3 separate regions of the Homo sapiens genome follow, and all the other regions are linked to region 1. Evidence: chromatin loops called from intact Hi-C (ENCODE). Cell type or tissue: endothelial cell of umbilical vein. All regions are shown on one strand. Links, peaks and the distances in the headings refer to the core of each region. The heading gives the core; the rest is flanking DNA.

Evidence for each region. Peaks named below come from ENCODE experiments on the same cell type or tissue, not always from the same donor. Only the 100,000 strongest peaks of a DNase experiment are listed, where the experiment ranks them.
Region 2: a loop joins it to region 1, with 4 times the contacts of the local background. A loop is called at or near these places in 2 of 110 quality-filtered maps.
Region 3: it touches region 1 in a loop (22-fold over the local background); 4 of 110 quality-filtered maps call a loop at or near these places.

What each region holds. Positions count from the first base shown.
Region 1 is chr4:161,314,816-161,325,642 of GRCh38, reverse strand. No RefSeq gene overlaps it. Among named protein-coding and RNA genes, the nearest start is that of FSTL5-AS1, 700 kb to the left of the region's middle. In endothelial cell of umbilical vein, for the core only: a CTCF peak has its summit at 5,095 (motif pointing left); no DNase peak of the experiment used is centred there.
Region 2 is chr4:161,636,810-161,647,636 of GRCh38, reverse strand. The region is part of intron 7 of FSTL5 (follistatin like 5); the gene reads left to right. Among named protein-coding and RNA genes, the nearest start is that of FSTL5-AS1, 380 kb to the left of the region's middle. In endothelial cell of umbilical vein, for the core only: no CTCF peak of the experiment used is centred there; a DNase peak (open chromatin) is centred at 4,906.
Region 3 is chr4:161,947,861-161,958,687 of GRCh38, reverse strand. All of the region lies in intron 3 of FSTL5 (follistatin like 5), which reads left to right. Among named protein-coding and RNA genes, the nearest start is that of FSTL5-AS1, 69 kb to the left of the region's middle. In endothelial cell of umbilical vein, for the core only: no CTCF peak of the experiment used is centred there; a DNase peak (open chromatin) is centred at 6,087.

The DNA of each region.
Region 1 (10,827 bases), core at 2,644-7,643:
TGAATGTGTCCCCCAAGAGCATGTGTGGGAAACTTAATCTCAAATGCAACAGTGTTGGAAGGTGTGGCCTAATGAGAGGTGATTAGGCATGAGGGTATAGTGAATGGATTCAGGCTCTTATTAAGACAATAGCTTCCTTAAAACGGAAAAGTTTGCCTTCCTTTTTTGCCTCTCCCTCTCTTTCACACTGTTTTGCTCTTCTGCCCTCTACTATGAAACAATGAGTCAAGAAGGCCCTTGCCAAGTGGCAGCCCCTTTATCTGAGAATTCCAAACCTCTAAAATGTCAGCTAATATATTTCTATTCATTGTAATTTACTTAGTTTCAGGTATTCTGTTATGGCAGCACAAAAGGGACTAAAAACATTGCCTCTCACTGAAACCCTCTCTCAAAAATCTTTGCATGGTAGAAGTTAATCTATTGTCAAGTAGCTCAAAAGTTATCTCTTTCATAATATATTTTCAGAGATTTCAATCTTATTTGATCTGAGTTTTCTGTGTTATCAGTACAAATTATAGGAGATGCTATAGATTATAAACACGCTCAATATAAATGTATTTTACTAAGTGTGCTGTTCCCATATCTATCTTCTGCTACAATGGAAGCTTCTTGAGTACAGGTCTAATTTGGTTGGGTTTCCCTCTCTCCAATAATTTCTCATATAGGTATATATATTTGGGAGTAAAACAGTTATATAATGTATTCAGTACAGAATAATATGTATCCTCACTTAAAGTGATATTCATACCATCTCAGGAAAGACAACACTAAATATGAAAATAAAAACAACCATAATAATGAAAATGCTGAATGTTATTAACAAAGTCACAGATTCAAGAAACAAATATATGGAGGGTGTCCATCAGCAAAAAAGTAGACTTTAGAATGGGAAGAAATTGTCATGATGATATTATTTCACTCAACTCCACTAGCGCTCGCTGTCACTTGAAAAATGAGATTCAGCAAAGAAGAAAGTCCTCAACAAAATCACTCAACATGGTTAGCCCTTGGACCTATGTCTTTTCATTCTACACTGATTTTTTTTCTATTATACGAAATCAAGTTTGAGAGAAGACATAAAAGAACTATTACTCTATAGCTTATGTAGTAAATAATAGCTGGTGCCCAAATGAAAAATGAATGTTTACAACATTGGTAAGGAAAACATTAGTGGATGAATATTTAATAGTAGTTTATTAATTTATAATAGGGCTATTCGGGCATCATTTTAACTTCAGAATTTAGCAATATCTTATAAATACAAAATTTATAATTGTAACACAAAAATTGATGTATTATTATTCTAAATGTAATACAGTCATCTTTAAAATGTGTGGTATATTTCCGAATGTATAATTCAAAGACAGAAAGAATTGGAAAGAAATTTTGTAGTGAAAAGTAAGAAAACTATATTGATGATTGTAGTTCTCAAAGCAATAAGTTTCAATTATTATGCCTTGAAGTTAAATATGAACAAAGTACAAAGTGTGACATACAGCTTTCTAACTTCCATATTTTATTTTAAAATATAGTAAACATTCATAATATTCATACTTTATACTAGTTTTTAAAGCTACAATAGTTATTTGCTGAATCTCATATAATCCTGCAATCTTATATAATCAGACACAGTGTTTATATACTATCATTTCTAAAAATTGGACTTACTAAAAATGTGCAAATTATAGGTAACTCTACTGATGAGATATAAATAGTTATCTATCTTCCATATAGAGATCTCTTGTCATTCATGAGAAATAGAGGTTATAGAAATTTCCATGAAAGATAGAACTGAGAAATGTCATTATTTAAGTACATATTATAGATGGAGGATCCCCAAACACAGAAATACAGTACTTGAAAAGCATATTTTGATAATATTATATATATAATGATGACTACTAAAGAAATAAATAAGTTGAGAAATATTGTAGGACCACATAAAATAAATAAACGTTAATAGTAAAACCTTTCTCCAGTATTTTGAAAGAGAGCATTCAGACAATGACAGAGTCAGTACAGTTCTGCCTAAACTATCTGAAAATATTAATATAGCCACATTACATAGGATATATTGTATTTAAACTCTTAAATAAGTTTTCACAGTGATATTAAATAGATCTGTGTATGATAAGACAAAATTAATTGATGTACTAAGCATAATTTCAGTGCTGTGTGTGGATAGTTTATTTCATGACATATAATTCAAATATGTATAAGACTATTTTTACTTTCCTTTAATTACTAGATTTCAAATCAAAATACTTGTTAGCATTTGCTGCAATGGAAAGTTCACTATTTTTCTCCATTCCCTTAATGTCTTTTAATATGAGGATTTTATAAACATATATACTGTACCACCACATTTACCAAGTGTCTTAACCTGTTCCTGATGCTATAACAGAATACCACAGAATTTATAATTTATAAATAGTAGAAATTTATTTATCCATCTCTGGAGGCTACGAAGTACAAGATCAAGGCACCAGTAGATTCTATGTCTGACGAGGGCTACTCTTTACTTCCAAGATTGTACATTCCTGCTGCTTCTTCACATGGCAGAAGAGATGGGAGGTCCAGCAGTTCTCCAAACCCTCTTTTTAATGGCATTAATTCCATTTTTGAGGTCAGAGCCAAGAGACCACACTTGCCAAGAGACCCCACCTCTTAAAACTATCACCTTGAAGTTTAAGTTCCAGCATATGAATTTTGCAGAAACACATTCAAACCATAATACCAAGTATATCTAGTCAGTAGCCTTGTTCATTTTAATTCTCATCTCACAGGATAGAAAGAAAAAAAATCCTGCACTTCCATTGATTTGCCCTGGAAGCTATTATATGTAAAAATAAACAAATCCACATCACAGTCATAGTAGATCATCCTGAACTAGAGTTTAAGAGATAACATGGATGCTGGTTGGAATGGTACAGTGTGGGTGGTAAAGCTAGCATATTTCAGGGCTGATAGTAGTAAATAACATTCGCTGGTGATATTTAATGTCTCCAGCAGTACAACTGCAAATAGTTAGGAATAATTTTATACTGCTACATTTTAAAAGCTGTGTTTTGGTAATCTTTGATATTTTCAATGATTTAAGGACAGAGGAATGAGTAATACAGTATTAAATTTAGACGCAAACTATTTCAGTTACATGCATTTATAATGTTGATTTTGAGCATGTCAAAAATATTGCTTTACAACATAACATATTGTGGTAAGTTTTTACGTTGTTCTCTATGCCCTTGGTGTACCCATTTCTGGTGCATATTTATTTTCAGTCAAGATCAATTTCTGAGTTTCAGAGAAGCTATAAAATAATTCTGCTTAGCACTTCCACAGTACTAATATGTAATTCTTCTTAATACATCCAAAACTTAATTCCAACTTCTATTTTCTCTAATTCAATAAGTAACATCATGCCAGAAGCCAGAAGATCTTAATTAGTTACATCCCATTGTGAGCATATTTATCCATCAATCATGAAATGAATAACCTTATCCTATTGATATTTCCTCCAACTCTTGAATATGGCTGCTTTTCTTTTTATCAAATATTCTTATCTTACTTCAGACACAAATTCTCCTGCATACAAACTTTTCACATTTTTTTTGTATCCTGAATTCAGACTCAATTCATTGTGTTTGTTTATTCAGGCTGCAGTAACAGAATACCATTGTCTGAGTCAATTATAAACAAAAGAAACTTATTTCTCAAAGTTCTGGGAGGCTGGGAAGTCCAAGATCAAGGTGCTAGCAGATTGATTATCTGCTGAAGGCCAGCTTCCTGGTCCCTAAAGGCCATCTTTTTTTCGCTGTGTCCTCACAGAGTGGGAGCAGCAGGGAAACTCTCTGGAGTTTCTTTTATAAGGGCACTAGACTGATCTAATCACATTCCAAAAGCCCTGCCTCCAAATACATCCCATTGAGTGTTAGGATTTCAACATAAGAATTTGGGAGAGACCTAAGCATTCAGTCTATAACACACATTTTGATCCACTGCAAAATAGGTTTACTATGTCCTGGTTTCTGGCTTGTCTGAGTTCAGTGAGACAGACACACTCACATGCAACAAGTTATATGAAGCCTGTTTATTTCTTACAGATAGGGCTGTAAGGGACAAAATCATCTTAGGATCCATTGTGAGCTGGTCCCCCAAGGCTCCAGAAACATTCCCAGTGTAAATAGAGTTTGTCACACGTATTGCATATGACACTCCAGCCATAGATGCTCAATCTCCACCAGTGTCCAGCAGTGAGCAAGGAGTTAATTTTCAAAAGGGGTATATCTTCTGGCTGCCTCAGGCAATTTATGTGTTTAAATTCAAGAGGCTTGTGCACCCCACTGGAAGTTTTGTGTTGCCACAGACTCTAACCTGCAGGCATGGAGATTGCAGACATCTGTAATTTTATTGGGTTAGCAGCCTCTAAAATTTTAAAGGTAGTACTGGAACCACGACTTGTTGAATGCTTTCAAGACATGCTGCTGCAAAGAGCCTCATCCAAAGTTGGTGGTGTTGCTGGTAATCCTGACAAAAGGGACAAAAGGAACACTCAAGTGAAGTATATGCTGGGGCCAGTACCCAAAGGGGCTTTCCAGCTGTAGGACCTCCCTTTTATTAGTGAATGCTGCCAGAGTTAGCCATAGTTAAACATTTTATTTGATTGTATCTGGAAGATTTTTGGCTTCCCATCCACATAGCCTTGGCATTCAGTCTGAAACAATCCATTGTCAGTCTCCACGACCTGAAGACCTTTTTGACTAGCCAAAGTGTGCTGTTATGCTATGACAGAGTAATTTGTATCGAGTCCCGAGTTAACAAAGTAATGTCTTTTTCTCCACTTAATATGCAGTACTACTTTTGTTGAATAACCCTTTGAGTAATTTAGATAGAAGACAGGAGTGGATTTTTTCCCTGCTGTTACGACTCAAATTCTTACTTGTTAGGGGGCATTCAGGCGGCAGTGATGTTCTGTGCCACCAGTAGCCAAAATGTCAATGCTGATAATGCACTCAGCAGTGGGAACACATGGTCATTGTCACCTGAAATGGCCTAAAGGGCTCCACCTGCTGGCAGATAAGGACCACAAGGCAGTAAATATCATGGGTCGCATGTTCGTCCCAAAACCTCCAGATGTCATCATTTAATTTTTTCTCAAAGGGGACCTAGTATAGTGTCATATGGATTCCCATGTATAAGAACCACAGAAAAGTCTCAATTTCTCTCCTTTTCCCTTTTCCCTTGACAAGAATATATGGTCCCCACCAGGGATGGGGTTCATGGAAGACAATTTTTCTACAGACTGGAGCGGGGGAGATTGTTTTGGGATAATTAAACACATTACATTTATTATGCACTTTATTTTTATTATTACCTCATTGATTGGCTGTGTCCACACCCAAATCTCATCTTGGATTGTAGCTACCATAATTCTCTCCTGTTGTGGGAGGGATGCAGTGGGAGATAATTGAATCATGGGAGAAGTTCCCCCCATACCATTCTTGTAATAGTGAATAAGTATCATAAGATCTGATGGTTTTATAAGGGGAAACCTCTTTCTTTTGGTTCTCATTCTCTCCTCTCGTCTGCCACCGTGTGAGATGTGCCTTTCGCCTTCTGCGATGATTGTGAGACCTCCCTAACCACGTGGAAATGTAAGTCCATTAAACCTCTTTCTTTTGTAAATTGCCCAGTCTTGGTTATATCTTTATTAGCAGCTTGAAGACAGAGGAATACACTTGCAATATATAATGAGATAATTATGTAACTCACCATAATGTAGGTTCAGTGGAAGCCCTGAGCTTGTTTTCCCATAACTAGATGGTCCCATCTGGGGGTGATGGGAGACAGTGACAGATACTCAGGCATTAGATCCTTATGAGGAATCTGCAATCTCCCTCACACATACAAATCACAACAGGGTTCACACTCCTATGAGAATCTAATTCTGCTGCTGATCTGATAGGAGACAGACTTTAAGGCGGTAATGCAAGCAGTGGGGAGCAGGCATAAAGTTGAACTTTTGCTCACTCACCTGCCGCTCTCTCACTTCCTGCTGTGTGGCCCAGTTTCTAACAGGCCATGGAACAGTTCCTGGCCCAGGGACTGGGGACCCCTGGTATAGCCTATTGCTCCTAGGCTGCAAATCGGTACAGCATGTTACTGTACTCAATACTGTAGGCAATTGTAACACAGAGGGAAGTATTTGTGCATCCAAACATATCTAAACAGAAAAGGTACAGTAAAAATATGGTATAAAAGATTGAAAATGGTAAACTTGTATAGGGCACTTTCTGTGAATAGAGCTTGTAGGACTAGAAGTTGCTGTGGATATGTCAGTGAGTAAGTGGAGAGTAAGTGTGAAGGCCTAGGACATCACTGTGCACTACTGCAGACTTTAAAACACTGGACACTTAGTTTGTATTAAATTAATGAACAATAGTTTTTCCTTTCTTCAATAATAAATTAACCTTCACTGACTGTAACATTTCCTTTACTTCATACACTTTTTAAGTTTTTTAAATTTTTGACTGTTCTTGTAACACTTAGCTTAAAACATAATCACATAAAAGCAATGGCAACAAAAGCAAAAATTGAGAAATGGGATCTAATTAAACTAAAGAGCTTCTGCACAGCAAAAGAAACTACCATCAGAGTGAACAGGCAACCTACAGAATGGGAGAAAATTTTTGCAATCTACTCATCTGACAAAGGGCTAATATCCAGAATCTACAATGAATTCAAACAAATTTACCAGAAAAAAACAAACAACCCCATCAAAAAGCGGGCAAAGGATATGAACAGACACTTCTCAAAAGAAGACATTTATACAGCCAAAAGACACATGAAAAAATGCTCATCATCACTGGCCATCAGAGAAATGCAAATCAAAACCACAATAAGATACCATCTCACACCAGTTAGAATGGCAATCATTAAAAAGTCAGGAAACAACAGGTGCTGGAGAGGATGTGGAGAAATAGGAACACTTTTACACTGTTGGTGGGACTGTAAACTAGTTCAACCATTGTGGAAGTCAGTGTGGCGATTCCTCAGGGACCTAGAACTAGAAATACCATTTGACCCAGCCATCCCATTACTGGGTGTATACCCAAAGGATTATAAATCATGCTGCTATAAAGACACATGCACACGTATGTTTATTGCGGCATTATTCACAATAGCAAAGACTTGGAACAAACCCAAATGTCCAACAATGATAGGCTGGATTAAGAAAATGTGGCACATATACACCATGGAATACTATGCAGCCATGAAAATGATGAGTTCATGTCCTTTGTAGGGACATGGATGAAGCTGGAAACCATCATTCTCAGCAAACTATCGCAAGGACAAAAAAACAAACACCGCGTGTTCTCACTCATAGGTGGGAATTGAACAATGAGAACACATGGACACAGGAAGGGGAACATCACACACCAGGGCCTGTTGTGAGGTGGGGGATGGGGGAGGGATAAAATTAGGAGATATACCTAATGTTAAATGACGAGTTAATGGGTGCAGCACACCAACGTGGCACATGTATACATATGTAACAAACCTGCACATTGTGCACGTGTACCCTAAAACTTAAAGTATAATAAAAAAAAAACATAATCACATTGTATATTGTACAGCTATACAAAAAGATTTTCTCCCTTTATATCCTTATTCTGTAAGTTTTTTTCTATTTTTAATCTTGTTTTTTTAGTTTTTTGTTAAAACTAAGACACATTAGCTTAGGCCTCCACAGGGTCAGGATCATCAATATCACTGTCTTCGCCTCCACATCTCACTCCACTGGAAGGTCTACTTGCCCCACTGGCAGTAACACCCATGGAGCTGTCTTCTCCTTCTTTTGGAATGCCTCCTGAATGACCTGCCTGAGGGTCTATTACTATAATATTTTCTTTAAAAAATAATTAGGAGTATACTAAAAAAAAAATTAAAAAGCATTGCATCACAAGTAAGTAAACCAGCAACATTGTCATTTATTATCAATACCAACAGTACATAATTTTATGTGCCATACTCTTTTTTTGAGATGGAGTTTTGCTCTTGTCGCCCAGGCTGGAGTTGCAATGGTGCGATCTCGACTCACTGCAACCTCCGCCTCCCAGGTTCAAGCAATTCTCCTGCCTCAGCCTCTTGAGTAGCTGGGATTACAGATGCCCGCCACCTGGCCTGACTAATTTGTTTTTCTTTTTGTATTTTTAATACAGACCAGATTTCACCATGTTGGCCAGGCTGGTCTCGAACTCCTAACCTCAGGTGATCTGCCCGCCTCAGCCTCCTAAAGTGCTGGGATTACAGGCGTGAACCACCATGCCTGACTATGTGCTATACTTTTATACAACCGGCAGCACAGTAGGTTTGTTTACACCAGCATCATTACAAATGTGTGATAATGTATTGCACTATGATGATATTATGATGGCTATGATGTCATCACTAGGGGCCAGAAATTTTTCATCTCTATTACAATCTTATGGGACCACCATCATTTATATGGTCTGTTAATCACCAAAACATCATTATGTGGTGCATTACTGCATTTACCTAAGTTCTTCTGGACCATAAGTTTCTTCAAGACAAGATTATTGTCTTATTCACTGGTTTATCTCCAGTAGTAGCTCAGCATCACACATAAATGGTTACTCAGAGCTATTTGTTTAATTGAGTGAATTAAATTGAGATGATCTGTGAAATAACAAACTGATTAAACCTATAAATAAGAGGCAGATGTACAAATTATATGATATACGCATAAATTATATCATATTGTTATGTGACCTATGTCTACTCGATAAAATAAAGCTAGAAGATTGCAAGTAAACTCAAATATTTCTAAAGGTTTATTTTAAACAAGAATTACATTTTGTTATGGATTAATTTATTTTTTGAATCCTATAAAGACTAATATGCATGTTTCTCTGAGTGATGATTCAAAGAGCAAGGAAATACCATCTTTTAGGTCCATCATCTTCATCATGTGGTTTTTAAAGTTGCTATGCTTATCTAATTCAGCTGGCAGGGAAGAAAAATCATGAAGAGTATACATAGGAAGTTTTTAAAAGCCAGTCCTAGGAGCTGTTCACATCAATTCTGCTTATAGTCTATTATCTGTAATATAATTACATCCAAATGCCAAGGGGACCAGCATATACACAGTAGCTGGATCTCCAAGAAGAGGAGGTAGTTTTAGTAAACACATATCTTGTCTCAGCAACGGTCAACCAATCTAGTATTTTCAGATAAGATAAACCAAAGTCCTGTCCAATTGCTGCACTCAACTCAGCGTTCAAGATCTCTAGGTCATTCACTTGATGTCAATGGATCCCTTATTGTCTGATAACCCGTAAACCAAAAGACATTTTGTCTATCTCCTTATATGTCTCATTTTATATCTGTGCACTTCCACAGAGGAGAAGGGGATGAATAACCTTGACAAAAAGCCCCACTTGGCAAAGTGGAGAATGAGAAACACACCGAAATCACTTTTCCAGAATAATAATAAAATGTTGGAGTCCAGACATTATAGGAACTTCTACTTTGCTGGAGAAACACCTTAATCAGACCATCCTAATTTTCCCTCTTCATGCATTGTTCTTTGACTTCTTGTTTTGTCTTCTCAGATACTCCTTCTTGTTTGTTACCCTCTATAGGCATATCTGAAGTGAGTGTACTTTGGAAGGAAAACGATCAGTTTGGTGGAGTATAGTCTTTATCATGCTCTTCTTACTTGTGCAACTCTAAACACAAAGGATTGAAGTAAAAACGTCCAAGTGTTTCTTATACTTGATTCGTTGCTTCTTTGACAAAATAATTCCCTCAAAAAAATGTAGTAGGTTTCTGATCTGTTTGTTGCAGGCATTTCAAAATGTCAGTAAAATCCTACAAAGTTTTCTTCATGGATAATTCTCAGGTCGGCTTTATTTATTTGATTCTTAAAGCTTATGCTTTTCTTCCGACTTAATTGTGGCTAATTTGTGGTAGACTGAAGAAAAATATTCAGGTGGAACAGTATTAGCTTCAAAGATGTTTATCTGAGGATTAAGGCACTTCTTCAACTAAGGAGTCTTATTATTATTATTTGTATGTATTTTATTTTGGGGAGGGGACAGAGTTTCGCTCTTTTTGCCCAGGCTGGAGTGCAATGGTGCCATCTTGGCTCACTGCAACCTTTGCCTCCTGGGTTCAAGTGATTCTCCTGCCTCAGCCTCCCAAGTAGCTGGGATTACAGGTGCATGCCACCATGCCCAGTTAATTTTTTGTATTTTTAGTAGAGACAGGGTTTCACCATGTTGGCCAGGATGGTCTCGAACTCCTCGCCTCAGGTGATCAGACCGCTGTGGCCTCCCAAAGTGCTGGGATTACAGGCATGAGTCACTGCATCTACCCTATGTTTTTAACATTAAGTCTTTTTCTGTCTCCCATCTTCTTACTTGGATCCAGAAGTGGCTGGTGGCTTTCCCAACCCCATAGCTTTCTTTATTTCCATACTCTCTCTATTTGTATCTATGTTTGAAAACCAATCAATTATTGCATGATCTCATCACTTTTCATATTTTGGCTAAAAGCTGCCAGTCATAGCTAATATACAGTATATTTGTTTTAAATCTCTCTTTCTGAAATCAGGCTCAGTAAACATATAGTCTGTTTTCAAAATTTTCAAAATCTTTATGGGTGACAGTTTTACTGAATATTTTGGTCATTGTTTAACAGAGATCTTAAGTTTTACAATGCATAAGATCTATTTTCTTGCCACCTATCCTCCAACCACTGGGCCAATGCCACATACCTTAGGTGCTATAAAGGCAGCAAGCC
Region 2 (10,827 bases), core at 2,541-7,540, 320 kb before region 1:
ATGTCAACTATCAGCATGATGTTTTATAGCAGATCTCTAAAACCTATTTATCTTGCATCACTGAAACTTTACAGAACCAGTTTAATCCTTACCAAAATCTTGGCTTTTTTTTTTTTAAACGAAATAAAAGCAACAATCCTGAAATTTATATGGAACCACAAGAACCCTGAGTAGCCAAAGTAACACTGCAAAAGAAGAAACAAAACTAAAGTATTTCATTTCCTTATTTCAAAACTTACTACTAAGCTACAGTAATTAAAACAGCATGGCACCAGCATAAAGACAGATATATTGACCTATGGAACAATATACACGGTTTGTGCATAGATGTTCAATTGATGTTCTAGAAGGGTACCAAAAATACACAGTGGAGAAAGTATCATCTCTTCAACAAATCTTGTTGAGAGGACTGGATATTCACATGCAAAAGTATCAGGTTGGACTTTTGTCTTACACCTTATACAAAAGTCAACTCAAAATGAAATAAATACTTAAATAAAGACCTGTCACTGTAAAATTCCTAAATGAAAACATAAGGGAAAAGCCTCATGGCATTGGTCTTGGCAGTGATTTCTTGAATATGACACCAAAAGCACAGGCAACAAAAACAAAAATAGGTAAATGGGAATACATCAAACTAAATAGTTTCTGCATAGCAAAGGAAACAATCAAAAAGTGGGGAGGCAATGTATGGAAGTAGAGAAAATATTTGCAAACTGTATATCTAATAAAAGGTTACTATTAAAATAAAGAACTCATACAACTCAATTGCAAAAACAAATAAAAATAGTAATAATAAAAACAATAGTAACCTGATTAAAAGATGATCATTTGTATGGTAATTCTCTTTCTGCAAGTTATGTGGAGTGGCTCATAGCATATACAGTTGATCTATATTTAAAGCAAGGCATTCTGTTGAAGAGAAAAACACAGACAGATAATAAACAACTGAAATTATAATTTTAATTCAACCAGAATTCAATTGCAGGTGTGGCAGCTTGCCATAATAATTTTTTGTTTGTAAAAAGATTTTCTGCAGTGCATAGCTAGCTAGCAAAATTAGCAATGGGAGAAAATATATCAAAACATAATGCAATTTTCATAATATGTCTGGATTTTATATGTCATTACATTCTTAATAGAGAATATTATATCTTATAAAAAAGGTTTCAGAATATGTACTATACTTCAAATTATAAGTAATATACTCAAATCATATCTAGATTTCAGAGACAGAGATTTTAATAGTTGAGGCTTCTAACTAAACTGCTGAATTTTTAATATTTAAAGCAGTGAGAAAATACAACTTTTCTACTTAAAAGTATAAAGTTAAAGTGTATACACATGCATAAATATATATAATATATGAGATATATAGAGAGAGAGCTAGAAAAAATATATATGAGATATACATTGTACATGATATATATTATACATGATATACATTATATATGATATATTATATATATATTATATATACAAATATATGAGAAAGGGTTTTTGCCCCTTAGGCTATTCATTGCTAACAGAACCCAAATTGTATATCATTGATAAAAATAATTTAATCTGCAAAATTTTTTTTAACATTTTAGAAAGCTAGAGTGTTATTTTTTAATATAGAGTGTATTAGAGGATACCATCAAACTCAGATATTTAAAAATACAGCTATTGACTTTTTTCTTCTCTAGACTATAAATAATGCACTTCTTATTCCACTTCAACTAAAAACGTAGAAATTTAATATTTTTAATAGAATACATCATTCACCGCATAATTTTTATCACTGATTCATTTTTAATATAGGCCTGAGGACATTGTGGCTCTTAAAATCCAAGTGGAATCAGAGAATATTTATGATCCAAAAGCTTCTAAGCCAAATAAAGCAGGGAGCATTGGCATAGCTGAGGAAGTTGGATTTCTGTCACAAATATAAAACATGGAACATGCATTAATTTTCTGCCTAAATACAAAAAACTAACGCAGGTCGTGTAGGTTCAATAGTAATTATTAAATTAGAGACATGGCATGTAATCATAAGTATTGTCAAACAGTGCACTGTTTTAAAATGAATATTCTTTCTAAATAACTTTTTACTCCTGATTTATTAGAGTACTGCATATTGTAATTCACTTCACAAACAAGTCTTAAAATCAGTAATTTAAAACGTATTTTTAAAGGTCTTTATTCATATTATTTTGGAACTTATTGGTGAAGATAACAATATATAAAAATACAATGTCCACGTGTAAGTGAGTGGCAGAAATATTTACAAAGGAGTTTGTGTAACTGGTAATTTTAAGTTTAGTTTCTAAAATCGTTTTTTAAAATATTATTTACATGTTCATAAGGAATATTAACATAGAAACATAATTTTATCATGACTTTCTTTAAATAATAATTTTGGCTAAATATCTATTCATATTTATTTTTAAATGTATAAAGCATGTGTTTCTAATTTTTTTTTTGGCATTATCTTTCTGAGCTCATGGCTACAACTGCTATGTTTACCCTGAGAAATTCCAAAGTTAAGTTCTACTTGCAATTTGCCTTTTGAGTCTCAAATTTTTTTATTTGAATATGCAAAATTACTAGAAATATTTTTATCTTAAACCCTATGTACTTGCAGTGTTTCTTAGTTAACGTAGGTATAGCTAGAAAACCAAGTCTGGCTAAGTTTTAACCCTCATTTTATCCTCAAATCTAATCTGTCACAAAATCTTGTGAATTTAACTTTTTCATTTATCTCAAATTCATTATGTCCTCTTATTTCCACTGTAGCTGCCTTAGTTTAAGGCCTGTCATTTCTCACCTTCAAACTATCCTTGCCTATGGAGACTTCTCCTTCGCTTTCAACCTGCACTTTATATTATAACCAGAGAGGTCTTCATAAAATTTACATGTGACCATTTCACTTTCCCTTTAAAATCCCTTAATGGCTTCTTCTAGCTTTCTGAGAAAAAAATAAACTCTTTAGCTTATTCTAGAAAACTTATTTCTCTATTAATTCTTCCTACTATTCTCCCATGTTCACACTTTACTGCAAGTTCTCCATAACACAAGCTGTTCTCTGATTCCATTGTTTTATTACTACTGTTCTTTTTTTTTTTTTTGAGACAGAGTTTCATTCTTATTGCCCTGGCTGCAGTGCAATGGTGCGGCCTCGGCTCACTACAACCTCCACCTCCCGAGTTCAAGTGATTCTCCTGCCTCAGCCTCCAGAGTAGCTAGGATTACAGGCATGGGCCACCACACCCAGCTAATTTTGTATTTTTAGTAGAGATAGAGTTTCACCACATTGGCCAGGCTGGCCTTGAACTCCTGACCTCATCTGATCTGCCCTCCTTGGCCTCCCAAAGTGCTGGGATTACAGGCTTGAGCCACCGTACCCAACCATTACTACTGTTCTTGAATACATTCTTCTCTCCCTCTCTACTGAAAAACCTTCTCTTGTCATTTTTATCTACCTAAATCCAGTGTGTCCTTCAAAAGTAAACAAACGCCTCTTGTGCCTGAACTTACTCTTTTTTTTTTTTAAAGTTCCTCATCAAAAAACTAAAGTACTTGTTACATCAGAATAAAACTGACTGTTCTCACTTTTCTTCTCTGGACTACAAACTCTGTGCAAAGGACCTTTACCAATTCAACTTTGTGTTATGATGTTTGCACTGTACTGACACATGGTAGGTACTCAATAATTTTTAAATGTGCAAATAACAAGTCACGTAATGGTGGTTCTTATATTTGCAGTTATGCATTGTTCAATTTTTCTGGACTATCTTATTTAAAATTTTGCTGAAGATTTTATTTTCTTACAGTAGCCACATGCAGAATTATCAATCAACTGATGTTTATTGGCAATCAATCATTTAAACCTAGCACAGTTCAACAATTTCTAGATTCAATTTCTTTAATAACAGTTTTCATTAAGCATATTGATTTTTTACTACACTTTCAATTTAATCTCCCATCATATGCAATAGAGTAGGCAAGAAAAAGATGAGGGGAAGTACATACATGATCGTTGTTTAATCTTCATGCATTTAACAAATATTGATTTAACTGCTATGTTTTTCTAGGCATTCAGCTAAATACTAAAGATACAACTGTAAGAGATAATATTCCAGTCTTCAAAATCTTACTGACTGAAAAGGGGAAAAAAAAAAAACTCCGTTACATTTAATACTGCAATATAAAATAATTTCAGAAACATATACACTATGGAATAATCAGAAAGGGAAGTCAAATATAAATGCTGAAGGCCATAGGACACTTCTAAGAACACACTGGTTTTTCAGTTTAGGTGACAGCCAGGTGAAAGAGTGTTCCCAGTAAAGGGAGCCACAGACTTGAGAGAGAAAGGTACATTCAGTGAAGTTCAAAGTCTCTTCTTATGTCTAAGAATAAGCTAAGATAGTGGAACAAGAATGGGCTTGGATATGAGAAATAAACTCATTTTTGCATCTGAGTATTGAACTGTACATCTATATTTAAAACATATAACACAATAATAGCACTTAATGAATACTTAATGCTTTTCAAACATTGTAAATTGCCATTTAAAAAAATATTAACTCATGTATTTAGAACAAGACTTATATAAACCAACATGTTTATACCCATACACAAGATGAGGTTTAAATTGATTTTTTCTAATTTTTAAATTGTGGTTGAATACACATAGCATAAAATTTACCACTTCATCATTTTAACTATAGAGGGCAGTGTTATTAAATACATTCATAATGTTATACAACCATCTCCAACATTCATCTCCGTAATTCTTTCCATCTTGTAAAACTGAAGCTTTATACCCATGAAACACAAATGCCCATTCTATCTTCCTCTCCACTCCTGGGAACCACCATGCTGCTTTCTGTCTGATTTTGCATACTCTAAGTAGTTCATATGACTAAAATTATACAGTATTTCTCTTTGGGTACTTATTTCACTTAGGATAATATCCTCAAGATTCATCCCTGTCTTATCAAATGTAAGTATTTAGTTGTATCTCCTTATTGTACTGAAACTTTTATTAAAATATAATTTTCTTCCTTATATATCGTAACCTTTTTAAATTTAATGTCTGTTTTGTCTAATATTTGTATATCCATCTTGCTGTATTTTGGTTACTATTAGCATATCTTCTTTCATATTTTCATTTCAATGTATTTGTGTCTTTCTAAAGTGAGTCTTTTATAGAAGGCATACAGTTATCATGATTTTGTACTTTTGCCAATATTTGTCTTTTGATTGGATATTTAATTCATTTCCATTTAAAGTAATACTTACATAGTAAAGGGGTACAAAATTTTACTTAGGCAAGATAAGTTCTGGAAATCATTTTTGTATATTGCCAGAACAATATGCTTATAGTTAACAATATTGTATTGTATACTTAAAATTGGCTAAGAGTGTCTTCGCAAAATTTAAGAGGCTTTATGTGTTCTCACTACACACACACAAAAAAAATAGTAGCCATGTGAGGTAATGGATATGTTAGTTAACTTGATTGTGGCAATATTTCACAATGTACACATATATCGAATCATCAAGCTGCATCTCTTAAATGTATAAATTTTTTATTTTTAACTATGTCTTTGTAAAGTTGAAATAAATTACTGGTAAGGAGAAACTTTATTTCTTTCATTTTGCTATTTGTTTTCTATATGCCTTAGAGCTTTTTTGTCTGTCATTTCTTGCGTAACTATGTCTTTGTGGGTAGTTGATATTTTGTAGTGAAAAGTTTAAATTATTTTTTCATTTTCTTATATATATAATCAGTACTATTTCCTTGTGGATACCATAGGAAGTCCATTTAACATCCTCAACTGAAAACTCTCTAATTTGGGCCAGGTGCGGTGGCTCATGCCTGTAATCCCAGCATTTTGGGAGGCCAAGGCGGGCAGATAACGAGGTCAGGAGATCGAGACCATCCTGGCTAACACGGTGAAACCACGTCTCTACTAAAAATACAAAAATTATCTGGGCGTGGGGGCGTATGCCTGTATTCCCAGCTACTTGGGAGGCTGAGGGAGGAGAATCGCTTGAACCCGGGAGGTGGAGGTTACAGTGAGCCGAGATCGCGCCACTGCACTCCAGGCTGGCAACAGAGTCTCAAAAAAAAAAACAAAACAAAACAAAAAAACCCTCTAATTTGGATATCTACCAACTTCAATCACATACAAAATTCTGCTCTTTAACAGCTCCACCTACCCTTTTGGTTGTTGATGTCATAAAATTACATCTTTTTACATTCTGTACCCCAAAATATAAACTCATATTTAGTTCAAATGAAGTAGTTTCCGTAAGTTATATGGAAAACGAAATGTGGAGTTACAAACCAAAGTTATGATAATTGAGCTTTTATCATGTAGAAATTAAAAAGTGGAGCTACAATGTCCTTGCATTTACCTTTATTGAGATTCTTATTTCTTTATATAGCTTTCAGTCACTGTCTAGTAACCTTTTTTCACCCTGCAGAGCTCCCTTAGGTATTTCTAGCAGGGCAGGTGAGCAGGTATCAAATTCCCACAGATTTTATTTATGTGTGGATGTCTTAATTCTCCCTTATTTGAAGGAGCTAAGCCAGATATAGGATTACTGGTTGGCAGCTTATTTCTTTTAGCACTTTGAATATATTAGCTTACCACCTTCTGGCCTCAATGTTCCTGATAAAAATAGCTGCAAACAATTGTACTAAGGATCTCTTGTATGTGATTCATTGCTGTTCTCTTGCTGTTTTCAAAATTCTCTCTTTGGCTCTTAAAGGTTTGATTGTAAAGTGTCTAGGTATGTGTCTCTTTGAGTTCATCTTACTTGGAGTTTGTGGAGACTCTTGGATGTTAAGATTCATGTCTTTTATTAAATTGGGAGAGTTTTCTGCCATTATTTTTTCAAATATTTTCTCTGCTTCTTCTCCTTCTGGAGATCCCACAATGCATGTGTTGGAACTCTTGATGGTATTCTACAAATCATGTAGACTTGGTTCACTTTTGTTCAATCATTTTTCTTTCTGTTCCTGAGGCTTCATGATTTACTACTATCTTAGGTTCAAGTTCACTGATTCTTTTTTCTTCCTGTTAAAATCTGCATTTGAATCCCACTAGTGAACTTTTCATTTTAGTTGCTATATTTTCAGCTCCAGAATTTTTTTCTGGTTTCTATTTAGGTTTCCTAATTCTTTATGGATGCTTGTTTATACATGCTTTTCTTCACGTTCTTCACATCTTCCTTAGTTCTTTGAGAAACTAGAAAACAATCGTCTAAAACCTTTGTTGAATAGATCTTATATCAGGTCTTCTTCAGGGACAGTTTCTGTTGATTTACTCTTTTCCTTTGAATGGGCCAGGCTTTCCCATTTCTTCATATACATGTTAAATTTTTAAAGAAAACTAGACAGTTAAATCTAATACTGTAACTCAAAACCAGATTCTCTTTCTTCCCCAGAATTTTCTTCTTTTTAATGTATTTATTGTTTTAGATTTATTTATTGTTGTAGGCTGTGTGCCAAAGATCTGTCTGAGATATAAATTTAAGATTTTCTAAGAATTTTTCTGAGCTTGTGCATTCTCCTAGGCACATCCAGACACTTTCTAGTTTTCTCTGTATGTAAATTTCCTTTGAAAATTCTTATCTTTAAAGTCTTGTTCCAAAAAGGTAAAAAAGAAAAAAATGAAGGAAGCAGGGAGGAAAAGGGCACTGACCCTTTAAATTATCTGCAAGTCACTTTAGCTGAGGAAGGGGGAGCTTGCAACATGGAGGGAACAGTGGCCATCCACTTCTTCATCTAAACCTGTGGGATCAGAAGCACGATTCAGAGTACAAATCCCCAATATTTCAATGACAGGATCCCCTTTCCCAGCCATGGCTCCTGTAAGCTGTGTGCAAGCTGCTTGTAGTAGAAATGTTCAGCTGCCTGCCAGGGAAGGGGTGGCTGCTATGACAATATAGCTGAAATTGACTGAAATTCATCTCAAATTGCTTTCCAAGCCTTCTACAGACTCTAGAATTTAAAAACAGTTCCATCAGACAGAGGCTGCCAGTGCAATTATTGTCTAGGTGTAGAGACAGGTTCCTGGTGCTTTGTACTCCACCATCTTCTCAGAATCCATTTAAATTGATTTTTAACTGTGTAATTGCAATAATAATTTATGTTTTTGTAGCTTATCTTCCTTTAGACACTTGGGTCATATATTTAGATGATAATGTAATTAAATAAATAATACACCTATAACGTTTTAAGCAATTTTTCGGTTCCATAGCACAGAACAGCAAGCACCATGGGAAGGATAGGTAGCTTATGCAAAGTGATCTTGCCAATCCCATCAAGTACATAATAATCATTTCACAATAGACTTTTCATTACCCTTTAATTACAGTTAGCTTTCTGCCTCACATTTTTAACAGTACCTAGATTGGAAGAGATGTATCTGCTCCAATTTTTTTTTTCAGAACTAAGAGGAAATTTATAGTGGTTTAATTGCTTAACAACTGCCAGAATTCCAACACTATGTTGAATAGAAGTGGTGAGAGAGGGCATCCCTGTCTTGTGCCAGTTTTCAAAGGGAATGCTTCCAGTTTTTGCCCATTCAGTATGATATTGGCTGTGGGTTTGTCATAGATAGCTCTTATTATTTTGAAGTACGTCCCATCAATACCTAATTTATTGAGAGTTTTTAGCATGAAGGGTTGTTGAATTTTGTCAAAGGCTTTTTCTGCATCTATTGAGATAATCATGTGGTTTTTGTCTTTGGCTCTGTTTATATGCTGGATTACATTTATCGATTTGCGTATATTGAACCAGCCTTGCATCCCAGGGATGAAGCCCACTTGATCATGGTGGATAAGCTTTTTGATGTGCTGCTGGATTCGTTTTGCCAGTATTTTATTGAGGATTTTTGCATCAATGTTCATCAAGGATATTGGTCTAAAATTCTCTTTTTTGGTTGTGTCTCTGCCCGGCTTTGGTATCAGAATGATGCTGGCCTCATAAAATGAGTTAGGGAGGATTCCCTCTTTTTCTATTGATTGGAATAGTTTCAGAAGGAATGGTACCAGTTCCTCCTTGTACCTCTGGTAGAATTCAGCTGTGAATCCATCTGGTCCTGGACTCTTTTTGGTTGGTAAACTATTGATTGTTGTGTTGGAAGTTCTGGCCAGGGCAATTAGGCAGGAGAAGGAAATAAAGGGTATTCAATTAGGAAAAGAGGAAGTGAAATTGTCCCTGTTTGCAGACGACATGGTTGTATATCTAGAAAACCCCATTGTCTCAGCCCAAAATCTCCTTAAGCTGATAAGCAACTTCAGCAAAGTCTCAGGATACAAAATCAATGTACAAAAATCACAAGCATTCTTATACACCAACAACAGACAAACAGAGAGCCAAATCATGAGTGAACTCCCGTTCACAATTGCTTCAAAGAGAATAAAATACCTAGGAATCCAACTTACAAGGGATGTGAAGGATCTCTTCAAGGAGAACTACAAACCACTGCTCAAGGAAATAAAAGAGGATACAAACAAATGGAAGAACATTCCATGCTCATGGGTAGGAAGAATCAATATCGTGAAAATGGCCATACTGCCCAAGGTAATTTACAGATTCAATGCCATCCCCATAAAGCTACCAGTGATTTTCTTCACAGAATTGGAAAAAACTACTTTAAAGTTCATATGGAACCAAAAAAGAGCCCGCATCGCCAAGTCAATCCTAAGCCAAAAGAACAAAGCTGGAGGCATCACACTACCTGACTTCAAACTATACTACAAGGCTACAGTAACCAAAACAGCATGGTACTGGTACCAAAACAGAGATATAGATCAATGGAACAGAACAGAGCCCTCAGAAATAATGCCACATATCTACAACTATCTGATCTTTGACAAACCTGAGAAAAACAAGCAATGGGGAAAGGATTCCCTATTTAATAAATGGTGCTGGGAAAACTGGCTAGCCATATGTAGAAAGCTGAAACTGGATCCCTTCCTTACACCTTATACAAAAATCAATTCAAGATGGATTAAAGATTTAAACGTTAGACCTAAAACCATAAAAACCCTAGAAGAAAACCTAGGCATTACCATTCAGGAGATAGGCATGGGCAAGGACTTCATGTCCAAAACACCAAAAGCAATGGCAACAAACGACAAAATTGACAAATGAGATCTCATTAAACTAAAGAGCTTCTGCACAGCAAAAGAAACTACCATCAGAGTGAACAGGCAACCTACAAAATGGGAGAAAATTTTTGCAACCTACTCATCTGACAAAGGGCTAATATCCAGAATCTACAATGAACTCAAACAAATTTACAAGAAAAAAACAAACAACCCCATCAAAAAGTGGGCGAAGGACATGAACAGACACTTCTCAAAAGAAGACATTTATGCAGCCAAAAAACACATGAAAAAATGCTCATCATCACTGGCCATCAGAGAAATGCAAATCAAAACCACAGTGAGATACCATCTCACACCAGTTAGAATGGCAATCATTAAAAAGTCAGGAAACAACAGGTGCTGGAGAGGATGTGGAGAAATAGGAACACTTTTACACTGTTGGTGGGACTGTAAACTAGTTCAACCATTGTGGAAGTCAGTGTGGCGATTCCTCAGGGATCTAGAACTAGAAATACCATTTGACCCAGCCATCCCATTACTGGGTATATACCCAAAGGACTATAAATCATGCTGCTATAAAGACACATGCACACATATGTTTATTGCGGCATTATTCACAATAGCAAAGACTTGGAACCAACCCAAATGTCCAACAATGATAGACTGGATTAAGAAAATGTGGCACATATACACCATGGAATACTATGC
Region 3 (10,827 bases), core at 3,763-8,762, 630 kb before region 1:
AGTCCCTGGAGCTCACATAGGGTTAGGAATGCTTTTTCCAGCATCCGGCATAGAATACTTCATAATTCAAGAAGCAAAAGATTGGAGAGAGTACCCAAGAGGGTCTTGCCTCATTAGTGGGCCAAATTTCACATTGTTCTTGTTCCCATCAATAAAACTTAAAAAGTAATAAACAAAGAGACCAAATTGTGTCTATGCAACTTAATTTCATTCCAGAAAATGCCCTCAATAATATTTATAGAAGTACACAAATATGGAATACCTAAGAAAGTAAAACTTTCAATTCATTCTATCAAATCAAAATTCAGCAGACATGGAAAGAATCAGGAAAGTATACCACACAACGCAAAGAAATATCAGTAGTTACAATGAACATAGACATGACAGCAATGATAGAATTAGTAGATATGGACATTAAAGAAATATTATAACTTATTTTACATGTTTAAGAAACTACAGAAAGAATTTAATATATTAATTAGAAATATAGAAGATATAACTAAAACCGCAAATGAACTTCTGCCACTGAAAACCACAACGTCTGATAGGATAGATACAGTGGAAGAATAAACAGCAGATCAGACACTGTAGAAGAAAAAATTGGTAACATTGAAGACATGCTAATAGAAACTATCTAAAATAAAGCAAGGATAAAGATAGTGAAAAAAATAGTATCAGTGAGTTGTGGGACAACTTCAAGCAGCTAATATATATGTAATAGGAACCTTGGAAATTGAAGTTAAGGTGGACAGCAAAAATTATTTTTTAAATTTGAAAACACTATAAATCAGCATGTCCATGAAACTCAACCATCCCCCAAAGCAAGAAAAATCAAGATAGCTTTATATGGATCTCAACAACTACACTTTAAATTGTAACTTTACCATTTTTAAAAGGCTGCAAAAGCTTTAAATTGTATACTTTAAGTATGTGTAGTTAGGTATGTCAATTATGCCCAAATAAAGCTAATAAAATTAAAACAAAAAGAAGAATGAGGATTCTGCATAATGTTTATCTTAAATACGATATTTAATGGAAAAGGACTCGGTCTGGCTGGTCTAGGATGGCTCTGGCTCTTTCTGCATGTCTGCCTCCCCCCTTCAGCAAGCTGTTGTGGGCATATTTCCATTTATTAAGAAGCAAGAGTAGCAGGAGAACAAGAATTTTTAAAGTTTCTTCTTCTACCCTGATTTCTGACATTCTATTAGCTACAGAAAATAACAGATGAAAGACAACACCCCACTTCCCAGGAGAGAAGCAAAGAAAAGAATGAATAAAACATATTACCTACTTATTTTGTGACTGACATAAGAATATAATTATTATAACTGTGATTTATAAAATGAGAGAATAATAAAGGTTTGTGTAGGAGTCTAATATTTAATTTACATTAACTCAAAAGTTAGGGTGCTATAATTTTGAATTGGTATGTACTTTTATGTAGAATATATAAATTATATTTGCCCAAATAACTAAACATTGAAAAAAAATCACTCTATCTAACCATTAAATCCCAACCATGTATTTTCAGGGTTTTAAATAAATGCTGTCATTTTATAGCCCAAGGATCTTTATATCTTTGCACATTGGTGTATAAAAATTAATTTATTTTTGTTAGCATCTGCATATTTTACCTAACTACTCACTTTTCCATAGTTTTCAGTATTAAAAACCATACTGCAATAAATAGCCTATACTATGCTAATGTAGCTGAACTATTTTTTCTTTCAATAGGTTTTTTAAAAGTATGCTTATAAATTTTATGTATGTAAAATTTTGCAAGGTAGTACCACATCACTATATTAAAGAATACCAACTTAAATGAGCATTATCAATATCAGAGATATTTTAAATAAATATATTTTCTTCAACAGTTACTGTTAAAACTTTTGAAGTTTTAGCTAATCTGTTAGGTCAAACATCAGTTTGCATTATTTCGTATATATTTTTAATAGAGAGTTTCAGCTTTTTTTACATTAACCCGTGTCTCTTCCTCTATCAAGTATTTTCCCAGAGACATTTGCATCATTTTCCCCAAGTTATATGCTGTCATTTGTTTGTAAAAATCATTTATATACTGTTTTAGGTCAGTGCAAAAGTAATTGTGGTTTTTGCCTTTACCAACCTAATAGATACTAATCTTTTGTGTCTTTAGTGTGTTGCAAATATTTTCTGTTTCTGCAATTTTTGAAGTACAGAAATAACAAAATTATTTGTAGTCAAATCTCTCAGTATTGTTCTTTTTAATTGTGAGGCTTTGGATAAGACTTTCATACCTTTACAAAATTTGCTTTTTAGTATTTTTATATAATAGGTGCAAAGCCATTTTATGTGTCATACGTGCATTTTTCTGTAACTTATTTGTATATATTTTCTTTTATTTATTCTTATTCTTAATTGGGCAATCTCTTTACTTACATTTTTAAAGAACTAAACTTGGTTGTAATAATTCTGTTTACTTTTGAAATTCATTTATTGCTATTTCAGCACTTATCCCTTCCTTAGTTCTACTGTATTTATTTGGCAACTTGTAGTAGAAATCCTGCACAGGTTTAAAGAAAAAATAGATTTTTAATTTGATTTTTTCATCATAACAAGCAAATTGGGTAACTGGTACAACAGCTTCACTATGACAATCAATATCCTATGCCCTTAATTTCTTTCTCTGCCATCAGTAGCATGTGATTCTCATTCTTACAATCTCAGGACTATTGCATGTTTAGGCATGTCTCAGTGTTCCGAGAGTGTAGAAGGGTAGAGAACAAGTGTCAAAAAAGCAAAAATTAAACAACAAAAAAAAACCACCTCTCTCCTTGAAAAAATGTTCTCTTCTATTTTATTGGTTAAAACGTCTAATTGTCTCATTTTTACATTAGTTATTATTAATTAAACCCATGTCACATGGTCATTGAAACTGCAAGAGTTACAGATGCTGAATATACTAGGCTAGACTCACTTGCGCATTCCAAAGGAAGGTTCTGTTTGCAAAGAACAGGACAATACTTTTTAACTAGGCTGCTAGTCATGTATCATACTACTATTACATTTTGATGTATTTTGTTGCTTAGTTTTTGATTTGTTATGCTAAATGCTAAGGTTAATATATTTTAAGAGTTCTGCTTAGTATTGAAACATATGAGGAGATGATAAACATTTTTTCTTCTGTTGAGTTTCTGCATCTATAATTATTGGATATACTGATACTGCTTTGGACTGATTTCTCAAACATTCTTATTTTAGTTTTTATTTTTATTTAGCACAAGATTTACTTAAAACATTTTTTTTTGTTCACATTATACACTTTGGAGTTATTCTTTTGTTATTTATTTGCTTTTTTGTTACCTTAAGGTCAAAGAATGTGGTATGGAAGAGTACTATTCTCTGGCTTCATTGAGATTTCCTCTGTGTTTAGGTACATAATCTCTTTTTGTTACTGTTTCTTAAAGAGAAAAGAAGGATGTCCATTATCTGTAGGGGACATTGTTTTTCCCTCAGTTACTCTGTCTCTATCTATACAAGTATAGAAATAAATATTACCTATAGAAAATTATACATTTCATAATTTTTCTCATAAATTATATAACTTAAGTCATTTTTATATCAACATGGCACAAAAGTCTTATAAGAGTAAAATCTGCGGGTACAATTTATTGTTTTAAATGTTTGCATTTCTCAGTAAATTTCCCTCATGCATTTTACTGTGTTTTTCAATGCAGAAACATGTTGTCATTATTACTTTATTGTATATTACAACTTTTATCATTGAATTTTGCTTGTTTTCCCATTTAGTATCTGGTCTTAAATTCCACATTATTTTTCACATTATCTGAATTTATTATGACCATCTTCAATTTAGTTCATTATATGATTATTTATTTTTAATTTGCTAAAGACATTTGAAACACATTTTAATGTTCTGTGTTTAGTGATTTTGGTTCTGACAGATGCATGCAATGTGTTTGGTATAGGTGAATAAAAATGTGATAAAAGAAGGAAGGAACAAAGGACAAACTTGCCTTACTGGAATATGAAACCAAGTGTAGCATGATGATAGATGATAGACAGATAGGTGATAGATGGATATATACACATGTAAATACATACATACAGACATACATACTTAGAATGTAAAGATATATTTTACAAACATACACACATGCACACATACTTTACAGGTATATCCCGATATGCAATGGGTGGTCTGAAGGGATGAAGAGAAATAAACATCTACAGGCACTAATTTCCAACTAGTTCATAAAATTATCTGTGCTAATTATATATAGCAAAATACTGGAGGCATTTTTGTCCATAATTTTTTGTGGAAATTTTGAAATGGCCTCTTAAAAACATTTTAATAGCTTTACATGTATTTTGATTCATAGGGTGTGAATATCTTTACTCTCATTTGAAAAAGTTATTTGCTAACATTAAGAAAAATGCCACTTGTTTTTCACTTTTCAGAATTTGAGATGACACTCTAATTATTAATGTATATTGTGGATCTGTCCCTTAGTGATTTAAATCCTTTAAAAAATTGGATACATCTTCATTTTTTTGTTTTAAATGTTATTCTAGGGTTTATCTATAATAATAGCTGGATTTTGTAGTATATTGCAATATTTGGCAACATTATCCTCTAACACATAATACTTTGTTGAATAATGAATGCTTATTCTGTGGTCCATTTAGCATATAATATCTCAGTATATTATGTTGTGTAGTCAATCAAAAATTGTTTCATTTGCATTTGTGTCTTTACACAATGGATATAAATTACTCTTTGGCAAAACCAATTTCAAATTTAAATGCATTTTTTGGAAGCTGTTACCAGAATTTACCAAGTTATCTAACTTATAATTATACAGAAACATTTGAAAGTCATTGAAAAGAAAATTCTCCGTGGGATAATTGCAGGGTCTGAGATACACAAACTGAAGCTATTTTGTGCTTTTTGTTCCCTCTGGGTTTAAAATATTTGTTCTCATTGAAAAAAATATGTGCTTGCTAATTCTATGGCTAACTAAAATTGTGTAATCTTATTTAAAATAATATAAAATGATTATTTGCCTTTACCAAGGCAAAGATAGCTTATCTACTTAAAAGAAGTATGCAAATTCTATGAAATGTGTGACTAATCAGTGAAATGAGTTTATATTTGGTTGCATACAACCTATAAAGTAGCAATCTCTATTATGTATCTTCTATATGCATGAAACAAATATCTTGCGCATAAAGCAAGTTGTCCTATATTTTATAGTATTTTTTTCCAGGTTATTTAACCATAACTCATTACAACTTAATGGAATATGTGATTAAAATTAAAAGTATACATTTAAAAGTTTTATAATATTTATAATATTTTATAGTTATCTAGTCTTACTAAGTTTTACATGGGCTAATTGTAAAGTTAAGCAAACATTCAGTACTATTCTTGAAGTTGTGTATGTGACTTGAATTCACAGACTTGTATAGTATATTGCAGAATACAAATCTTATAATACAGAGAGCAAACAGACATATTTTAAAAATATGCTCTGAAGGACCTACTTAGATTGCCTGAGATAACTGCTAAGGGGAGAAAAAGAACTAAAATAATCCTTTGATCCAGCCATCTATCTTCAGGGCCTTCAGGAACATAAATGTCTAAAACATTTCTAAGAATTGTGTCTTGTCTTCATGAAGATAAGGAACCAAGCCTTGAGCCAGTAGTAAATGATCATATAATTTAATGTATGCTTAGTTCTCTACACACCCATCATATTTTTGTAACTTCTGAATGTTTGTAATGATAAATTTTATGTTTTTAAGAATAAAATGATATTTCTTAAAGTTATGACTATAATGACTAAAGTTGAGTTACATAATGATAATTTCAGAAGCAATTAATGGTGAGATTTCACTTACCTGGCCAGATAGAAATTAAAAGGTCTCAATTAATACCCGAATCATTATTTTATTCTCCAGTCTAGCACCATGCTTTGGCATCCTTTATCTATTTGTTAAATTAAAAATGCATTTAATTAATGTATTGAATTTAAATATTAAGGTAAAACACTAACCATGTTTATTTTCAAAGCCAGGTGGCGTGCCTTCACTACATAACAATTTTATGAATCCAAATAAGACATGATTTCTTACACTTTTTAACAAGCTATCTGATACCTAAATTAAAGCTTAACTAGAAATTTCAGACATATTTTGAAGCTTTGGCTAAAGGTACCATGCAGTATTATTTTTCCTACTATTATATGATGAGTTAAACTATTTTCTGCTGAACTCAAATTAGTCTATAATGATTACCTGAAAACCACTGCATCATATTCCACCTTCTTTATTTCCCCTGTCCTGATTTTTATCTTCTCTCTCACTTTTCATCCCTAGTTCCCTTGAGGCATATTTTTCCAATAAGGTAAAAAATAGAGCTATCGATTGTGGCTGACAAGTGTCAAAAGTTTTTTCTATCAAAAAGAGAGAGAAGAGAGCAGCTGATAGTCTGATCAAAGCTGGTGAGACAGATGGTGTCACATTTTAAAGAAAGATCCATTATTTGACTTCTTATAACCCTTAAACTCCCTTATTTATTTGTCAAGTTATATTTCTGGAAAGCTTTCTTCTTTCAGAGATTATTTTTAATCATATTATATCAAGATACTTATATTTTCATTACCATCACTGAGTAAAGACACAATACCTAGAAGAATATTTCAAGTGAGTTAAGGAATCAATGAATTTGTTTATAGTACATCTAAATCTTTCTCGTAAAATGTGAAGCTATTTTTATCTATATACTTGAGAATTATGCTAAGATATTCATACAAAAATTTGTTCATATAATGATATAATAATATATGGAAATTCATATGTACAAAGTAGGTAACTTTAAAATCTCAAAGTACATTTCAACAATTTTGCAGCAAACTATCATACAAAGCTTTTTAGTCAAAAGTAATAGATCTTAATACATTGTGATATTTGACATTTAAAATTTAGTTATACAATTATGTATAATATGTGTAATTTCTCAAATAATTTAAATATTAATAACTAGGTTAATTTCAAAGCTATCTCTTTAGTTCAGGATTAGTTAGTACACATGTAGTATCAAGCATTACATACTTCTGCTTCTAAGATGTAGAACGTTGCAAATAATAGTACTTTTTACTCTAATAATGATAAAAAGACAGAGAAGTGACTATATCATTGTTAAGAAAACCCAGCAGAGGTTTGGGGATGTAAATCACCTTAATGAACTAAAATCTCAAAGAGACAAACATTTTTTAGTAGAGAAGAGATTTCTGACTGCTTTTAATCCTGGTGGAATACTTGAAGGAGGAGAAATTCACCAGAGAATAGGGTTAAGAGAAATGAGTTAAAATAGAAGCAGTAGTAGTAGTGTATTAGTCTGTTCTTACACGCTAATAAAGACATACCCAAGACTGGGTAATTTATCAAGAAAAAGAGGTTTAATGGACTCAAAGTTCCACATGGCTGGGGAGGCCTCACAATCATGGTGGAAGATGAAGGAAGAGCAAAGGCACATCTTATATGGCAGCAGGCAAGAGAGCATGTGCAGAGGAACTCCCCTTTATAAAACCATCAGATGTCATGAGACTTATTCGCTGTCATGAGAACAGCACGGAAAACACTGGCGCCGTGATTCAATTACCTCCCACTGGGTCCCTTCCACAACATGTGGGAATTACGGGAGCTACAATTCAAGATGAGATTTGGGTGGGGACACAGCCAAACCATATCAAGTAGTAATAATAATAATAACATCAATAATAATAATAATGGCCAAGTATTTTCTGGCATGATTGTTTAGAATCCTGAAGGGCCCCCATCTCCAAGCAGATGTGTATCTACCTGACAACTCTTTCCAAATTCTTCACTGAATAACCTGGGCTGTAGCCAGCAGGCCAAAAGACAGAGTAGAAGAGGATAAAGAGAGCTTCCTTGAGGCACTTAGAGCCCATTGTAGGCTGAGAACAGGTCAGGATATTTGAGAGGAACCAAACTGAGGCATTCTGTGCCTTCAGTAAGCTGTGGTTTCAGAACACTGAAGAGAGAGCAGAACTCATGCGAGGTAAACTTCCTGATCCCTAGGAAACAGGAGGCCTGACTGCTACAGGCTGTGCCACAGCAGATGAACTGGGAAAGATGCCTGGAGGCACCTGGTACTTTCCAGAGTATGAAGCACTGCAGCGCCAAGGATATGGGCGGATGGGAAGGTCGAGAGGAATTTTCCTAAGTCTTTTTAAGGTTTCATTGAATCTTGAACTGCAGTCCTTCAAAGGCATAATTGCTCAGGACAGCAGAACAGAAAAAGAAAGCACCTAAATGCCATCAATTGAGGAATAAGAGTGGACAGCAAATAGAATTCCTCAGGAATTAAAATAGGTAAGAGTTAAGTCTCCCATGTTAAAACATTCTAAAGAATGTTGGCAGCTGTGCTGTAAAGCAAAAAGAAATTCTTTGAGTAACCTTAGTACTAAGATCCCAGGTCCTGCTGAAGAGAATGTGCCTCATCAGCACTGAATTCATTCTAACTGAATCAGTAGTCCAGCTCAGAACTATTTCAAAACAGATGTATTGACTCAGAAATTCACATTATTGCCCCAAAAGAAGAATGAGTGTGCCATCACTGAAGATATTATTTATCTTATTAATTTTTAAAAATTTTGAGACATACAAATGAGTCATAAACTGTAACTAATCATCAAGAGACAAAACAATTAATAGAAGCAAATGTAGAAATATCTTAGATTTACCAGATGGAGAATTTTAAATATTTGTAAAAAATATGTTAAAAGATGTAGTAGAAATGAAACAACTTGAGTGGGCAGATGAGGAATTAAAGCAGAGAATTCCAATTATTTTTTAAAAATCCAAATGTAAATGTTAATTTAAAAAAAAAAACTTTTAGCTTGGACTTATCAGAAACATGAACACAAGAGAGAAAAGAATCCCTGAAATTAAATACTGATAAATAAAAATGATGCAAACAAACATATAGAAAAAATATAATAATTACTATAAACAATACGTTTGAAATCTGCAGAACAATAAGAAATGTTCTACCATATGTAAACTGAAGTTCAAAAAGGAGGAAAGAAAGGGGTTGGACCAGAAAAAAATTGAAGACATAATTGCCAAGATTTTTAAAATCTGGTAAAATGCAGTAAACCATTGAATCAAGAAGTTCAGAAAACCCTATACAGAAGAAAATAAAAAAGAAAGCCACACTTAGGTATGTTAAAGTAAAACTAAAGAAAATCAAAGATAAAGAGAAGATTTTTTAAAAGCGTATGGTAGACTTAATAGTAGCTCCCCAAAGATGTTTCTGTCCGAATTCTTACATGACTGAAGGAACTTTGCAGATGTGATTGAGTGAAGGATATGGAAATGGGGAGATTATTCTGGATTATCCAAGTGGGCCCGATGTAATTACAAAGGCCCTTATAAGGGAAAGAGGGAGACAAGAGAATGACAGCCAAAGGAGAAAATGAAAGCGGGAGAAGAACAGAGAGTATTTGAAGGTGCTAAGGAACCACACGCGAAGGAATGCAGGCAGCCTGTGGAAGCTGAAGAAAGGGAAGGAAACAGATTCTCCCCTAGAACCTCCCAGAAGGAACACAGCCCTGCCAATGCCTTGATTTCAATCTAATGAGACCATTTCAGACTTCTAACCTCCAGAGCTGTAGGAGAGTAAATGTGTGCTGTTTTAAGCCATTGCATTTGTGGTAATTTGTCACAGCATCAATGGGAAATTAATACAAGCTGTGAGAGAAAATAGCCACAGGGCATACTGGAAATAATTTTAAAAATCACTAAATTCTTGTCAGAAAGAATGGAAGTCAGAATATGATGGAATAAGGTCTTTTAAAGAATAAATACATTATACATGAATACAAATTCAGTAATTAAATTCTGTTCATCAGGCCAGGCACAGTAGCTCACATCTGTAATCTTAGCACTTTGGGAGGCCAAGGCGGGCGGATCACCTGAGGTCAGGAGTTCAAAACCAGCCTGGACAACATGGTGAAACCCCATCTCTACTAATAATAGAAAAATCAGCTGGGCATGGTGGCGGGTGCCTATAATCCCAGTTACTGAGGAGGCTGAGGCAGGAGAACGGCTTGAACTGCATTCCAGCCTGGGTGACAAAGTGAGACTCTGTCTCCAAAAAAAAAAAAAAAAAAGAAAGAAAAGAAAAAAATTCCGTTCATGTAGAATTCAAAGTGTAGCAAATGTCCCTCAAAAATTGGAAACAAGAGCTGAAAACATTTCTCTCCACCTGACTTGCACTATAAGTATTATTAAAATAACAATAATTTAAAAAGCTGTACAGAGCCAGGATTCATCACTCTTTTTCAGTTTTTTTTTTTTTTTTTTCATTTCTTTAGGTACAGGATCTTGCTCTGTTGCTCATGCTGGCATGCACTGATATGATCACATCTCACTGCAGCCTCAAACTCCCAGGCTCAAGCAATCCTCTAGCTTCAGTTTGTCAAGTAGCTGGGACTATAAGTGCACACAACTACACCCAGCAGCTTTTTTTTTTTAAATTTTCTGTAGAGACAGGGTCTTGCTATGTTGTCCAGGCTGGCCTTGAACTCCTGGACTCAAGCGATTCTGCCACCTTGGCCTCCCAAAGCTCTGGGATTACAGGTGTGAGCCACCATACTCAGCATTCTATTTCTTTCTTGATTAGAAAATAAAATAAGGTAAAATAACATTTAAAATGGCTTTAACATCAAATACCTAAATATAAGAAAAGCTGTTAAAAGGTCTCTCTATGGAAAGCCTAAATAAATAGAAAGACAC